Linked DNA regions of Homo sapiens: region 2 is linked to region 1. A link is an interaction called in ENCODE POLR2A ChIA-PET data of the cell type or tissue named here. Cell type or tissue: K562. All regions are shown on one strand. Links, peaks and the distances in the headings refer to the core of each region. The heading gives the core; the rest is flanking DNA.

Region 1 (8,529 bases), core at 1,583-6,582:
TTACATGAAGTTTCCATCCAAAACAAAACAAAATTTCTCCCATTAAAGAGAAAAGGTCCCCAAAGGCAGTGCTTCTCTAAATATGTGCCTCAGGATATGTGATGAGCAAAAATGCTCTTTGGTTTTATATCAAAAGACAGTTTAGGGCTCACGCCTTAATCCCAACACTTTGGGAGGCTAAGGCGGTGGATCACTTGAGTCCAGCAGTTCGAGACCAGCCTGGGCAGCATGGCAAGACCCTGTTTCTACAAAAAATAAAAAAAAAAATCTCAACTACTCAGAGGTTGAGGTGGAAGGATCACCTGAGCCTGGGGAGATTGAGGCTGCAGTGAGCTGTGATCATGCCACTGCACTCCAGCCTGGGTGACAGAGTGAGATCCTGTCTCAAAAAAGAAAGAAAAAAGAAAGAAAGAGAGAAAAAGAGAGAGAGAGAAAGAGACAGAGGAAGGAAGGAAGGAAGGAAGGAGGGAAAGAAGGAAGGAGGAGCTTAACAGCATTTTTCTTTTTGAGGGACTCACTCTGTTGCCCGAGCTGAGTGCTGTGGCATGATCATGGTTTACTGAAGCCTCGACTTCCTGGGCTCAAGCAATCTTCTTGCCTCAGCCTCCCAAGTAGCTGGAAGGTGCTCACCACTATGTCCAGCTAATTTTTTATTATTTGTAGAGACAGGGTCTCACTATGTTGCCCAGGATGGAGCTTAACTGTCTTAAACTGATTTCTGGACTATGAGACTTTGCAGGTATGTACTGTGAGCCTCCAAGTAATGGATACGGCTTTCGGTATCACTGAATTTCACTGGACCATGGAACGCTTTCATCTTGCTGTTAATTATGGAACTAATGCTCTTCAGAATATACTCTGGGAAAAGCTGTCTTTGGATGAGGATAAGAATTTCTTCTTTTCCCATTTCCTAATCTCTGATTTATTAATTACTCTTTTGGAATTGTGGAAGCAGGACTTGATTTAGAAACACAGGTCACCACAGCAACTTGAGAATCTGTTGGATGTTCAGTTTGGGAGCCTAAGAATCATTTTCTAAGCTTTTCTTATTCTGGTAGCTGAAGAAGAATAGACTTATTTGTCCACAACTTCCTCATCAGAAAAGCAGCCTTTGAGCTGGATGTGGTGGCTCATACCTATAATCTCAACATGTTGGGAGGCCCAGGCAGAAGGATTGCTTGAGGCCAGGAGTTCGAGACCAGTCTGGGCAACATAATGAGATCTCATCTCTACAAGAAAAAAAAAAAAAAAAAGCAGGGGGGTCCAGTCACTGAGCCACCACCGAGGACTCAGCAGCCTCCCTTTTGAGCCCCCTCACTTCCTGACATTCCGTCCCGGCTGCCTGCCTTCTCCCGCCACCGCTGCCTTCCGCAGGCCGTTTCCACCGAGGAAAAGGAATCGTATTGTAAGTTCGCTATCCAGAACCTCCACTCTTTCGACCCCTTTGCTGATGCAAGTAAGGGTGATGACCTGCTTCCTGCTGGCACTGAGGATTATATCCATATAAGAATTCAACAGAGAAATGGCAGGAAGACCCTTACTACTGTCCAAGGGATTGCTGATGATTATGATAAAAAGAAACTAGTGAAGGCATTTAAGAATTTTGCCTGCAATGGTACTGTAATTGAGCATCCAGAGTATGGAGAAGTAATTCAGCCTCAGGGTGACCAATGCAATAACATATGCCAGTTCCTCGTAGAGCTTGGACTGGCTAAGGACGATCAGCTGAAGGTTCATGTGTTTTAAGTGCCTGTGGCTCACTGAAGCTTAAGTGAGGATTTCCTTGCACTGAGTAGAATTTCCCTTCTGTCCCTTGTCACAACTTGGAAAACCTCCACAGCTTATGTAATGTAACCGTTTGGGGTCTGCTCTTAACTTGGACTAGTGTAACTCCTTCATGCAATAAACTGAAAAGAGCCAAAAAAAAAGTGTCGGGGAGCAGTCTTTTATCTCAGAAACCCAAGATCTCCAAGAGGAAAGAGACCTTAGCATTGTCCTGAAGCCCGTTACTTTTTCCAAGTACCTTTGAGACCAACTCATTTGAACTTCCTCCTCTCGGACTCCTCTCTACAACTTCTCTCTACAACTTACCAGTGGATATACTTTAATGGGATACAGATGGGGTTTTAATTTTATGCAGTGGCTCTCAAAGTGCAGTTCCCAGACAAGAAGCATCAGCAGCACCTGGAAACTTGTTAGAACTGCCCTACTCCCAGATAAGAAGAATCTGAAACTCTGGGAACAAAGACTGAGCAATCTTATTTTAAAAAGCCTTCCAGGTGATTCTGTTGCATGTTAAAGCTTGAGAGCCCCTGGCCTTGAGAAATCCTCTTTTACATTTTCATTTATTCATTCTGCAAATATTTGCTGAAGACTGAGGCTAGAGTAGTGTTCAAGACAAACAAGGTCCTTAACCAAAGGAACTAAACAATAAACAATAAACAAACACCGAAATGAGATTGTTAAAGTTAGGGTGGTAGGCAAAATGAATGAGGGAGGACAATTTAAATAGAGAAGTCCATGAGAGCTTCTCAGAGGAGGTGACATCTGAGCTGAGACCTGAAGAAGCAGAACGAGCCATCCTTTTAAGGAGCGGGAGAAAAGGCATTCAGATGGGAAGAACAGCAGTGTCAAAGCCCCTGAGATGAGAAAGGGTCGAAGGTATTGGAGGATGAGAGACAGGCCAGAGAGTAGGAATAAATTAGTCTGGAAGATGCAGATTCCCACACACCCCATCCAATGAGCTATTTATTCAGCAGGTTCAAGAATCTGCATTTTCACAAGCTCTTAAGAAATTCTGATGCCCACTGAAATTTGAAAGCCACTGTCCTGGCCGGGCACAGTGGCTCACGCCTGTAATCCCAGCACTTTGGGAGGCCAAGGGGGGCAGATGGTCTGAGGTCAGAAATTTGAGACCAGCCTGGCCAACATGGTGAAACCCCGTCTTTACAGAAATACGAAAATTAGCTGGGCGTGGTGGCAGATGTCTGTAATCCCAGCTACTCAGGAGGCTGAGACACGAGAATTGTTTGAGCCCAGGAGGCAGAGGTTGCAGTGAGCCGAGATAGCTCCACTGCACTCCAGCCTGGGCGATAGAGCGAAACTCAGTCTCAAAAAAAAAAAAAAAGAAAGAAAAGAAAAGAAAAGAAAGAAAACCACTGTCCCCCTAAAGTCACACAGCTATAGCATGTCAGAGCCGAAGGGGCAGCACAACTAAGACATGTAAAACTGCAGATCAGGCTTCATGCTTAGCAAGTGGAAACCTGATATTATGGACTCTGTCCAGTGCCCTTGTCACTAAGAAAATGTGCCCAGAGATCAGCACTGGGCCCAACCTTGCGGGATTTCCTCAGTTGGTCAGTCAGTGAAGTTTGCTACTGGGCTTCCCTGAGGGAGATTCACTGTGTGTCCACACCCCACACGCCTGCAGACATTTGTCCAGAGAGAGAACATGCGTGCTAAACATTGTGATCCCTAGATGACCCCTCTGGCTCCCCAAAGAGATCTAGCTGGAGAGCAAAACAGCAAGCAAAGTGGACCATAGCCAACGTGGACCTAAATTTGAACAAGCTGGGGGAGTAGCCTCGGCCTGGACTGTGACATGGGGAGGAGGGTATCACTTCCTGAGTTCCTGCTCAGAGCAGGGGAGGATCCCTATCTCTTGGCAGATGCTCCATAAACGGCAGTTGAATGTTGAAAGAAGGATTAACAAAGGACTGAAGCAGTTGGGTATGCGGGACTGTGAGAGGTAAAGGGTTTCTCTGTGTAGATTAGATCGTCAGGTCCTCAAAGAGAACAGAACACTTAGTCCACCCACCTTTCCACCACACGTGCCCAGCAAGAGCCTTAGCATTAGCCTCTTGTGTGATTTCATGGTCCCTAACACTGTTTTCCAGGTGCTAGGCAGCTGTGCCAATTCTAGGGTGTAATCAAAGAATGAGACAAAGCTGCAGAGAATGAAGGCACTTTTACTTAGATTAAGTTTGCTAACTGTGTTGCACTGTATAATTTTTCAAGCATTTTTGCTTCTATTAGCTCATAATTCTGCCTGGAAAGCTCTTCCCTGTTTGATGGGCTGGTGCTTTCTCAGCTTACAGAAGGAAGCTTTTATTATTATTATTATTTTTATTTTTTGAGATGGAGTCTCACTCTGTTGCCCAGGCTGGAGTGCAGTGATACAATCTCGGCTCACTGCCTCCCAGGTTCAAGTGATTATCCTGCCTCAACCTCCCAAGTAGCTGGGCTTACAGATGCCCACCACCACGCCAGACTAATTTTTGTATTTTTAGTAGAGACAGGATTTCACCAAGTTGGCCAGGCTGATGACGAACTCCTGACCTCAGGTGATCCGCCCGCCTCGGCATCCCAAAGTGCTGGGATTACAGGCATGAGCCACTGGGCCTAGCCTAAGGAGTCTTAAATAATTATCACTTCCTCCAAGTTAATCTGTTTCATCATTCTGCTTATCTCCCTCAGAGCACGCATCATAGTTGGTGGCTATCTTATTTAACCGTTTCCTCGTTGACTATCTCCCCACTGTGGAATGGGGAGGCTCCGTAAGGGCAGGGATTACTGCCATCTTGTTCAGCACCATACCCCACCACTAGGAAGAGCTGGTTCCATTAATGAATGGAACGAGTAACAATTCAAAAGCAGGTGATAGTCAGTCGAGTCCCCGAGGCACAGAGAGAAAGAGTGAGCTGCCTAACAATTCAAAAGCAGATGATAGTCAGTCGAGTCCCTGAGGCACAGAGAGAAAGAGTGAGCTGCCTAACCCCTAATGCCAGGTTAGTGGCAGAACCTGTGCTAGAATTTGGGGCCTTCTGGCCCCTAGTACCATAGTCAGGAGGATGCTGCCCCTGTCCTGGAAGGGAGAGGAGAGACAATCGCATACCTACAGGGGAGGGAAATGAGAGACAGCAAGACACCAAAATCAGCCTGTCTGTCCTCTCTATAGACAGTATCCCCAACCCATGGGTTTCCTACTGTGTGATGAGAACCTCAAGCCAAGGAGACAGAATTTGTATTACCATTGAGTTAAAACCTTTGAGCACATCCTCTTACACCAGTACCACTCACTGCCTGAGCCTTGCCAGAACCCAGAGGTGAGGACTCGGGTCAGTGGGACTGTCTTAGTCTGCTCAGGCTGCTACAACAAAATATGGGATGGGCAGCTTTAATAACAGACATTTATCTCCCACAGTTCTGGAGGTGAGAAGTCCGAGACCAGGGGCCAGCATGGTCAGGTACGGGTGAGGGCTCTCTTCCTGACTTGCAGACAGCTGCCTTGTCACCATACATCTTCCTCTTTGGAAGATGTCTCTTATCCTCGTAGAGGGCACTAATCCCGTCATGGGGCCTCGCCTTCATAACCTTATCTAAACCTAATCACCTCCCAAAGGTCCCACCATCCAACACAATCACATTGCGGGTTGGGGCTTTAACATACGAATTTGGAGGGGGACAGAAACATTCACTCCATAACAGGGACCCAGAAGGTGGCAGCCCCAGAGCAAAGGGTTGCTGAATGTGAACCTTCTGTGATCTTCAGCCAAAGCTGAGAAGGGGAGGTAAAAGGAAATGAGCAAGGAAGATGGAGAATTCTACCCATGGGTTAGTTTACAACAGTTCCAGGACAGTTCCCATGGGCTTGCTGGGCTCACCAGGCTCCACTGGGAAATGAAGGCCACTCAGCTGGACCCCATTAGCAGGCCTAGATTTCCATTCCAGTTTGCCGCTGACCTGGTGCGGGCTAGCATGCTGCCCGAGGCTGGGAAAGAGTGAGGGACAATCTCGGCACTGAGTCACCCAGCTCAGCAACCAGGAAGCTTACATAACAAGATGGATTCCACGTGTTTGTACATCAGGCTCAGGCTACGGGGCAGTCAGGAAAAGGGTGAGCTTGGGGACCACAGGAGGGAATGGGAGGTGGTTTTGAGCACCCTGGTGCTGCATCTGTCTGTGCCAGGAAGTCGCTGTGGACTCAGGAGACTGTGAGAGGGCACCTGACGTGGCAGAGCCCCTAGAGATTACAGATACAGACTGAAGAGAACAACATAGAACATTAGCTTTAAATCAGTATTACACAATTCTCATGCACCCTGTCCTCAAGGCTGGGGAATGTTAAATAGCCAAGTAAAAAGAAACACGGGAGGCAAATGAGTAAGAGACTTAGTAAAAACCTGAACTCCTGGACTAAGATTTGTCTTCAGGGTATTGTTACTGCCACAGAGATAGCAATCACAGTGACATTGGAACGATGTTTGTTGGGTAGGGAAACAGTCTGTGGGCTAGAAAAATGTGAGTGGGCAGCTGTTTGAACTTCACTGCAAAGCTCTTTTCAGACATGACCCTTTACAGATGAAAATGAGGAGACAGGCCATGTTAGGAGACTTTCCTGGGAATTGGTGGAAAGGGGGCATCCTTCCTTTCAAGTCTTTTTCCACCCTAGCTTTTTTTATCTGCAACCTCTGCCTCCTGGGTTCCAGTGATCCAATCACTTCCAAGAAAGCAACCCCCAAACCCCCCTACCCCACACATACTTCGGTAACATGGCCTAGAGAAGTTGTCTACAAATAAAATAAGCCCTTCTTTCCCATCCAAAAACTATTTCTTTCATGTATATTTTTTAATGTGCATACAATTTCTCAGCCTCTTGGCACAAAGGAAGTGATAGGCTGTTGTACTATTTCTGCTCTGCGTAGAGTGAGAAGTGCTTTCTTCTCTAGAGGGAGAGATTTCAATCAGAATTCTAGATCACCCTGGGTCATCTACTTGCCTCCTTTTTTTTTTTTTTTTTCTTTTGAGACAGAGTCTCACTCTGTGGAGTGCAGTGGCACAATCTTGGCTCACTGCAACCTCCACCTCCCAGGTTCAAGTGATTCTTCTGCCTCAGCCTCCTGAGTAGCTGGGACTACAGGTGTGCACCACCACACCTGGCTGATTTTTGTATTTTTAGTAGAGATGGGGTTTGTCATGTTGGTCAGGCTGGTCTCAAACTCCTGACCTCAAGTGATCTGCCCACCTCAGCCTCCCAAAATGCTGGGATTACAGGCATGAGCCACCACACCCGGCCCTACCTGCCTCCTTGAGCCTATTTCCTCCTCTGTAAAATGGGGTGATTGTAGTATGTAACTTCACAGGGTCTCTGAAAGCTAAAGGAGATTGAGATCTTTGGATACTCAAAAGCCCTGGACAAATATTTATAAGTTTACAAGGGTTTTTGTTTGTGTGCTTGTTTTTGTTTTTGAGACCGGGTCTTACTCTGTTGCCCAGGCTGGAGTGCAGTGGTGCTATCATGGCTTACTACAGCCTTGACCTCCCAGGCTCAAGTGATCCTCCTGCCTCAGCCTCCAGAGTAGCTGGGACTCTAGGCACACACCACCATGCCTGGCTGGGTTATTTTAACAGTTGGAAATATTAAAATTATTTCTAAATAAAATTGTGAAGAAGGTATCAGAAAGTGAAAAGGAGATTATGTTTTATCTTGCAGGGATAATAAAAGGACAGTGTTTTTGTTTTTACTGACTGTTTTTTTTTTTCTTGTCTGACAAACACAAAAAGAATCTGATTAAAGCCATAGCCAAACTCTCCAATGGGGGAAAAAAAAGATATTTTTCAAATGCCCATACAATTTCAGAGGGATCATGGGTACTCTGAGGGTCACTAGGGATCTGAAAATAAAAGTCCTATTATGTAAAGGATTTGTGCCCATAATAAGTCCATGCCTGCCTCTTGGGCATCTTCAGGGAACAAGGAGGAAGAGAAGAAGTCATCACTGAAAATCTTGTGACACAAATAGGTCACCCCTAGGGGACAAATACTCTAACACGCTTTTTTTTTTTTTTTTTAACAGAGGCCAAAGATGACTTTTGGGGACTGAAAGTGGGTTGTTTGCTTTGTTTGCTTAGTGAAAGGCTGGAGCTGGAATGGGAGTGTTCACTGCTCCCAGATCAGGGCTCCCTGGCTGGACATGCCTTCTAGCCCATTGACAGGAGGGTCTGTCAGGACCTGTGGGTGCTGAGGAGCCAAGCTCCATGCACAGTGAGGCTGAGAGAACTAAGGCTGAACGCCAAAGAGGGAGTAGAGAAAATACAGGCCGGGTATGGTGGCTCATGCCTGTAATCCCAACACTTTGGGAGGCCAAGGCAGGCGAATCACCTGAGGTCAGGAGTTCGAGACCAGCCTGGCCAACATGGCAAAACCCTGTCTCTACTAAAAATACAAAAAATTAGCCAGGCGTGGTGGTGGGCACCTGTAATCCCAGCTACTTGTGAAGCTGAGGCAGGAGACTCACTGGAACCCGGGAGGCAGAGGTTGCAGTGAGCCGAAGTCATGCCACTGCACTCCAGCCTAGGCGACAGAGCAAGATTCCGTCTCAAAAAAAAAAGAAAAAAGAAAAAAGAAAGAAAATACAGGCCATTTTTCCAACACCAGATGCCCAGATGCCTTTGCTCTCCTTTCTTTGAAGCACAATACAGAAATTGTGGTGTGCAATGAGTTCTCCTCACACAACCATGACTTTGAACC
Region 2 (8,529 bases), core at 2,219-7,218, 89 kb before region 1:
ATGAGGCGTTATCTGCCCCTGTGGTCTCACAATGAGTTGTGTGACTTCTCACACCACCTCATGTCCTTCCAGAGAGATCACTGTCTGCAGCAGGGCCTAACACAGTTATGTCACTAATCCAGTTCCACAAGACTCAGGTGACCCAACGGACATGCCCCATGGCCATTTGCTACTCTATGCTAATCCAAAGAGACAGCTTGTGGCTTGGGGGCAGTACAGATTTATGGATCTCTTACCTCTGACTTCCTACCCTGACCCTGAAGAACTGAGGTTTAGTCCTGTATACAGTTGTTTTGGTCAGAGATGTATCAGCCAGTAACAGGCAGGTGGAGTGGTTCTCTGAAGAAAAATCTCCACTGTTAGAGGAAGAAGTTTCCAACGCCAAGCATAAGGAATCTACAAGATGTGGAAGAAGCACTGAGCAATGTAGAAGTTTCCAGAATTGAGAAAGTGAAGGTTCAAGCAAGGGGTAAGACCGCCATTGTGAAGAGACAGTACAGCCACTGAGAAGAAAGTTGTGGGACTAGGCTGGGTGCAGTGGTTTGTGCCTATAATCCCAGCACTTTGGAAGGCCAAGGCAGGAACATTGCTTGAGCCCAGGAGTTTGAGGCCAGTCTTGACAACATGTGAAATCTTGTCTCTACAAAACATAAACAAAATTAGCCGGGTGTGGTGGTACGCACCTGTGGTCCCAGCTTCTTGGGAGCCTGAGTGGGAGGACAGCTTGAGCCCCAGATGTTGAGATTGCATGCAGTGAGCCTAGAAGGAGCCACTGCGCTCCAGCCTGAGCATGAGATAAAGACCCCGGCTCTACAAAAAAAAACAAAAAAGAGAGAGAAGAACAAGAAAAGCTGTGGCACTTGAGGAAACACTACTCCTGCTTTGGAGAATAAGTGCCTAATTTGTTATCTCACTTCTAGACTCAGAGCTCTTGACATCAGGAACCTATGCTACCATTAATATGTAAATGTTGGGCGAATGTCTGGAACATAGTAGGTACTCAATAAATGTTTGCTAAGCTGATTAGAATCAAAATAAGCAAATCAAACTTAAAAACTAGTCAGTATAAAAATCAGGGTTCTCTGTAGGAACTCAGATTGCTGACCACCAAAATTTCTCTTACTTCCCTCTTGAATTAGTCTGACACTTGTTCAGGTTCTCTGAACAAGTAATGTTGTCTAATAAACTAGCTTCTAGACAGATGTGGCTATTTAAGTTAATTAAAATTAAATGAAATTGAAAATTCAGTTCCTCAGTCACACTGGCCACCTTTCAAATGCACAATACCCTCATGTGGCTAGTGGCTACCACACTGAACAGCAGCAATTCTAGAACATTCCCATCACTGCACAACGTTCTATTGGGCAGCACTGGTCTAGAGTGTCGAAGAGAGCCTTCACATCTGATTCAGCCTTCTGAAGAAAGACATTTTGGATTTAGGAGCACATGAAGAGAATGGGGAGTTTTTAGGGCATTCAGGCAGGTTTTATAAACTTCTTCCGCTGAAGCTCAACTCCTTCCTGGAAAAAGAGGAATGAGAAGGAAATGGAAAAAGGACAGAGCTGACAAACATTTTCTATAAAGAATCAGATAATAGCTGGGCACGGTGGCTCAGGCCTGTAATCCCAGCACTTTGGGAGGCCAAGGTGGGTGGATCACCTGAGGTCAGGAGTTCGAGACCAGCCTGGCCAAAATGGTGAAACCCCTTCTCTAGTATTTTTATAAAAATACAAAATTAGCCAGCTGTGGTGGCACATGCCTGTAGTCCCAGCTACTCTGGAGGCTGAGACAGGAGAATTGCTTGAACCCAGGAGGCAGAGGTTGCAATGAGCTGAGATCACACCACTGCACTCCAGCCTGGGCGAGACACAGCGAGACTCCATCTCAAAAAAAAAAAAAAAAAAAAAAGAATCAGATAATAAATATTTTAGGCCTTAAAGGCTAAGAAACAAAATCAAGGCAAGGTGTGGTGGCTCACGCCTGTAATTCCAGCACTTTGGGAGGTCGAGGCGGGCAGATCACCTGAGATCGGGAGTTCGAGAACAGCCTAACCAACATGGAGAAACCCCATCTCTACTAAAAATACATGCATAGTGGCACATGCCTATAATCCCAGCTACTTGGAAGGCTGAGGCAGGAGAATCGCTTGAACCCAGGAGGCGGAGGTTGCGGTGAGCCGAGATCGTGCCATTGCACTCTAGCCTGGGCAACAAGAGTGGAAACTCCGTCTCAAAAAAAAAAAAAAAAAAAAGAAAAGAAACAAACTCAAAGAGATTCTTTAAATACTTATATAGCAAAGGAGAAAAGAAATTTCCACAAACTTTTATTGATGACATTCAAAACTTTAGGAACACTGAAATTTGAATTTATATAATTTTCACATCATTAAATACTATAGTTGTTTTGATTATTTTCAACCATTTCAAAAGGTAAAAACCATTCAAAGCTCATGGGTTGCATCATAACAGGCAGTGGGCCAGATTTGGCCTGCAGGTATAGCTTGCTACTTGGCATGCTAGACCATGCAGAAAAAACACCACGCAACATGACTGGCTGGCTTCTTTTAGGAGCCAATTTTCAGGAGTGATATGCAAATCGGATGGGAAGCTTGTGCAGAGTATATTGAAAGTCTCCCTCGAGAAGCAGGAATGAGGCCGGGCACGGTGGCTCACACCTGTAATCCCAACAGTTTGGGAGGCTGAGGAGGGAGAATCACTTGAGGTCAGGAGTTTGAGACTAGCCTGGCCAACACGGTGAAACCCTGTCTCTACTAAAAATACAAAAATTAGCTGGGCATGGTGGCACACACCTGTAATCCCAGCTACTCTGGAGGCTGAGGCACAAGAATTGCTTGAACCCGGGAGGCATAGGTTGTAGTGAGCCGAGATAGCGCCATTGCACTCCAGCCTGGGCAACAGAGCCAGACTCTGATGAAAAAAAAAGGAAGAAGAAGGAATGACATCAAGTCCCCTCTAGAGTCGGGAATGGTCACTCAAGATAGAGATGATTCTGCTTTCTCAATCCAATGTAAGTTCTTTAGAGAGAGGAGCCACTGAGACCTAAAGAAACAAAAGAATCGTCCCCTCAGTCATTCAAACCTGCTACTGAAGCTATGGGACTTCTCAGAAGAATCCTCAAAGATAAGACCAGCGTGGGATGGCCATAGGCCCCCACAAGCTGTGATGCTAGAGAGAGTGACTATTTTCCCTGATTTCACAGCCAGCCACCTGCTTAGCCTGAAAGGAATACCCAGAGGGAGTCAAAGGAAGGTGATGGAGTTGGGAGAAAGAAGGCAGAACTTGGGCCACATCTGCATGGGGAAAAAAAAGAGAGGAAGCTGGGCATAGCAGCTCATACCTATAATCCCAAAACTTTGGGAGGCCGAGGTGGGAGGATCACTTGAGCCAGGAGTTGAGACAACTTGAGACCAGCCTGGGCAACATAGTGAGACCCATCTCTACAAAACAACAAAAACAAATTAGCTGAACATAGTGACACACACCTGTAGTTCCAGCTACCCAAGAGGCTGAGGTGGGAGGATCACTTGAGCTCAGGAGTTTGAGGCTGCAGTGAGTCATGATCATGCCACTGCACTCCAGCCTGAGTGACAGAGCAAGACTGTCTCAAAAAAAAAAAAAAAAAAAAAAAAATTCCCGGAGAAGGGTGATATACAAATGTGAGAGAGAGAAGAGGTGAAGAAGTTAAGGCAACTTTTAGGCAGGTGCAAGAATTGAGGAGCACTGTTTAAAGAGCATTCGCTAGGAGTTAGGCTGCCAAGATGTTCTTTGTCTTGACCCTATATATAGTTCACATCATTTTAGTACCATCTTTCCCCATATTTAAAAAAGAGATAATGATACTTCTTATATTTGCAAAAAAAAAAAAAAAAAAACAAGTGAACTTCTTTGGAAGGTTAATAAATCTTTCACATTGGTTTAGTTTGTAACCCAATTTTTTCCATTTTTCCCACTCCTGTTCCCCTATGAAGTCATTTAAATCTTCACACCAAAATGGAATTGCAGCTGCCTTCTCTGAGCACTCGGGGTAACTGCATGTACTTTTCTTCTTAAGTTTTATTTTAGGTTCAGGGGTACATGTGAAGGTTTGTTATATAACTAAACTCGTGGCATGGGGGTTTGTTGTACAGGTTATTTCACCACCCAGTATTAAACCCTGTACCCGATAGTTATCTTTTCCGCTCCTCTCCCTCCTCCCACCCTCCACCCTCTAGTAGACCCCAGTGTCTATTGTTCCCCTCTTTGCGTTCATGAATTCTCATCATTTAGCTCCTAATTATTAGTGAGAACATGAGGTGTTTGGTTTTCTGTTCCTGCGTTAGTTTGCTATTTCCAGTGCTTTTCTGTGTCTGCCTTCCCCACAAAACTGGAAACTCCCCCAGGGTGGCCACGGCATCTCATTCCTCCCCGCAACCCCGGGCCCTTGCTGGGTTAGGTTCTGGGATTTAGTAAGCAGTGAAATGTTTGCTAAAGGAATGAATGAACCCCTGGGCATTCCATTTATTACCTCAAGGTATCCCCTCACTAAAGCTTTGAGTTAGATAATACTTTGGGAAAACAACAGGGAGTGAATGATGAGGACTGTCTGAATATATGTCCTGCTTAAAGCATTTTTTTTTTAAATCTTAAAATACAACTGTAAACAAAATTTCAACCTATGAACTTCTAGGTTATAACTTCTGAAAGGTAGGTACTGTCATTCCCATTTACCAAGCGAGAAACCTAAGACTAACTTTCTTGCAGTCACATTGAAAGTTTCTGACTCAGAACAAGCATCCTGGCTTTTAGTCTTAGCTCACAGATTTCCTCTCAAAAGTGTGGCTCTTTTATGAGCGCTTAGCTGTGAGAGAATGAGCAGTCAGTCGGTGGTAAGAACAAGTAATTCATGAACCTTTCCAGAGGATCAGTAAACAGACCTTCGCCGCCGCCCCTGCCTTCCTGCACTCCGCCCTTTGACAATGTTTGCGTCCCATCCTAAGGTCTCCAGGGTGGAACCTGCCCAGATGGTGTGAGAGGAGGAGCTTAGTTAAGCAAGAGGCATGTATAATGAAGCTTCGAGTGAACTAGCTAAGAAGAAACATGCAGGCCAGGCCCGGTGGCTCACGCCTGTAATCCCAAAACTTTGGGAAGCCGAGGCGGGAGGATCACTCGGTCAGGAGATCGAGACCATCCTGGCCAACATGGTGAAACCCTGTCTCTACTAAAAATACAAAAAATTAGCCAGGCGTGGTGGCACATGCCTGTAATCTCAGCTACTATGGAGCCTGAGGCAGGAGAATTGCTAGAACCCGGGAGGCGGAGGTTGCAATGAGCCAAGATCGCACCACTGCACTCCAGCCTGGTGACAGAGCAAGACTCCAGCTCAAAAAAAAAAAAAAAAATAGTAACATGCAGAAGAAAACCCAATGAAGACTGCTATAGAAGTTGTTTGGCATTTCCTAGGTTGGAGAGGGATGGGGTGGAGACCTAGAACTATCATCGTCATAGCTGGTCAGTCCTTGGCTTCACTCCACAGGATTTATCCTTTTTACTGAGGCTGTCCTATCTCCTTGGTACACCTATTAGTCTAGTGGGGACCAGTAGTTCATGTTCCTACATATTTATGCAGGATTAGCAAACTGGTGTGTGTCATTGTCATTAACATCATCATCTCCATCATCACCACCACCACCATTGCCACCATGCCCAGCACCTCATAGTTTACCAAGTGTTTTCGTATTCACCTTCTCACTCTGTGCTGACAACAGCCCTTTGTGGACAGCTCTGTTGTTGTGATCATGTGTACTAAAATCACTGGCTTTTCCTTGGGCCTTCAAATGAGTATTTTCATAGTATGAGAGTAGAGATAGGGTCAGAAAAAGTACTATTAAATAACCTAGGAGAGAAGAACCCTTTATAATACTTTGCCTTTGTGAGTCACTTGGTGGGGGTCACCTATTTAGCACTTCTGCTAGTTTTTTGCTACTAAGGATGCTAACCAAAATAAAAATAAGGACATTAAGAAGATAGATTATAATAACCAGAGTAATTTCCCAAATTCTCCTTTTGAAAAACAAGACTAAGGCCCACTGAGTCAAGTCATATGTGGAATGAAAATGTAATGAAATAATAGTAAATAATAATAGTACTATATATAAATGTTTAGCTCTTTGAAAAGTGCTTTTGTCTAATTTGGCCTCACAACTACTTTCAAGTTATTAAAATAATCATTATCTCCATTTTAAAGATAAAAAAGAATTTCAGTTAAATAACTCATTGATGTAAGAAACAGAACAAAGCTCTAATAGGAAATTTTCTTGCCCATTTAAGAAACTCAAATCAAAGAAATTTTTAAAACAATATCCTTACTTTTACAGTCTATTAATAAACAATTTGACATTAATGCTTGAAATGTGGATTTTATACAATAGTGTGTGTTGAAAGGTTCACAGGATCTTTGTTGAATATAGAGACTCACGGGGTATCATTGAAAATATGCCTTCATTTATCTGGTTTCTGTAGAGCCTGTTTCTGGTGGTTTTTGTATCTTTGCCTCCCACCTCATCCCCAGTCACAACAAGTGTATTTTCTTCTATGGGGACAGGAATCACCTAGTAATAGGTAAAGGTCTGGTTCAGTGGTTTCCCACCTAGACTGCACATTAAATTTTCTGTGGGCTTTTTAAAAAGACAGAAACCTTCTAGTAACCAGAACAGCATGGTCCTGGCATAAAAACAGACACATAGACCAATGGAACAGAATAGAGAACCCAGAAATAAATCCATGCACTTACAGCCAACTCATTTTTGACAAAAACCCCAAGAACATTGGAGAAAGAATGGCCTCATTAATAAATGGTTTTGGGAAAACTGGATATCCATATGCAGAATAATGAAACTAGATCCTCATTTTTACCATATACAAAAATCAACTCAAAATGGATTAAAGACTTAAGTGTAAGACCTTAAACTATAAAACAACTAAAAGAAAAACACTGGGGAGATGGTACAGGACATCGGTTTGAGCAAAGATTTATCTGCATAAGGCCTCAGAAGCACAGGCAATAAAAGCAAAAATGGCCAAATGAGATTACATCAAGCTAAAAAGCTTCTGCACAACAATGGAAACAATCAACAAAGCAAAAAGACAACCTACAGAATGGGAGAAAAATATTTGTAAACTATCCACCCGACAAGGGATTTGTAACCAGAATATAGAAGGAACTCAAACAACTCAATAGCAAAAGACAAATAATCCAATTTGAAAATGGGCAAAAGACCTGAATAGACATTTCTCAAAAGAAGATATACAAATGGCCAACAGGTATAATGCCCAACATCAATCATTAGGGAAATGCAAATCAAAACCACAATGAGATATAATTTCATTCCAGTTAGAATGGCTATTATCAAAAAGACAAAAAATAGGCCTGGCATGGTATCTCACATCTGTAATCCCAGTGCTTTGGGAGGTCAAGGCAGGAGGATCACTTGAGGCCAGGAGTTTGCGGCTGCAGTCAGCTATGATTGCATTAATGCACTCCAGCCTTGCAACAGAGGTAGACCCTGTCTCTAAAAGAATAAAATATTCCAGGTATGGTGGCTCACACCTGTAATCCCAACACTTTGGGAGGCCGAGGTGGGTGGATCACTTGAGTCCAGGAGTTCAAGACCACCCTGGGCAATATGACAAAACACTGTTTCTACAAAAACTTAGGAGGACATGGTGTGTGTGCCTGTATTCCCAGCTACTCAGGTGGCTGAGGCAGGAGAATGGTTTGAGCCTGGGAGGTCAAGGACGCAGTGAGCCATGTTCGTGCCACTGCACTCCATCCTGGGCTACAGAGTGAGAGCCGTCAAAAAAATAATTAATATTAATAAATAAAGAAAAGTTAAAAAATAAATAAAAGAAACAGTGGCAAATGCTGGTAAGGATGTGGAGAAAGAGGAACCCTTGTACGCTGTTGGTGGGAATGTGTGGTAATATAGCCATATAGAAAACAGTATGGAGATTTCTCAAAAAACTAAAAATAGAATTACCATATGATTCAGGAATCCCACTGCTGGGTATATATCCAAAAGAATGGAAATCAGTATATCAAAGTCATATGTGCACTCCCATATTTATTGCAGCACTATTCACAAGAGCCAAGATATGGAATCAACCTGTGTCCATCAATGGATAAATGGATAAAGAAAATATGGCATATATGCACAAGGAAATATTATTCAGCCATAAAAAAGAATGAAATCCTGTCACTTGCAGCAACACAGATGGAACTGGAAGTCATTATGTTATGCAAAATAAGCCAGGCACAGAAAGACAAATACTGCATATTTTCATTCATATGTAAGGGCTAAAAAAGTGGATCTGATAGAGGTAGAGAGTAGAATCATGGTTACCGGAGGCTGGAAAGGAAAGTAGGGAGGGGAAATAAAGAGAAGATGGTTAAGGGGTACAAATATACAATTATGAGGAATAACTTCTGGTACTTGATAGTACAGTAGAGAGATTATAGTTAACTATAATTTAT

The links. Peaks named below come from ENCODE experiments on the same cell type or tissue, not always from the same donor. Only the 100,000 strongest peaks of a DNase experiment are listed, where the experiment ranks them.
Region 2: POLR2A ChIA-PET joins it to region 1 with 5 read pairs; 3 of 35 experiments call an interaction of 5 or more read pairs at or near these places.

What each region holds. Positions count from the first base shown.
Region 1 is chr1:182,334,595-182,343,123 of GRCh38, forward strand. It overlaps the pseudogene EIF1P3. Among named protein-coding and RNA genes, the nearest start is that of LINC01344, 25 kb to the left of the region's middle. RefSeq lists an enhancer at 2,716-3,351 and cis regulatory regions at 3,358-3,905, 4,437-4,729. In K562, for the core only: a CTCF peak has its summit at 4,596; DNase peaks (open chromatin) are centred at 3,627 and 4,567; H3K4me3 peaks cover 145 bases.
Region 2 is chr1:182,244,490-182,253,018 of GRCh38, forward strand. The region is part of intron 2 of LINC01344 (long intergenic non-protein coding RNA 1344); the gene reads right to left. Among named protein-coding and RNA genes, the nearest start is that of LINC01344, 65 kb to the right of the region's middle. RefSeq lists an enhancer at 4,723-5,224 and a silencer at 4,779-4,978. In K562, for the core only: no CTCF peak of the experiment used is centred there; a DNase peak (open chromatin) is centred at 5,002.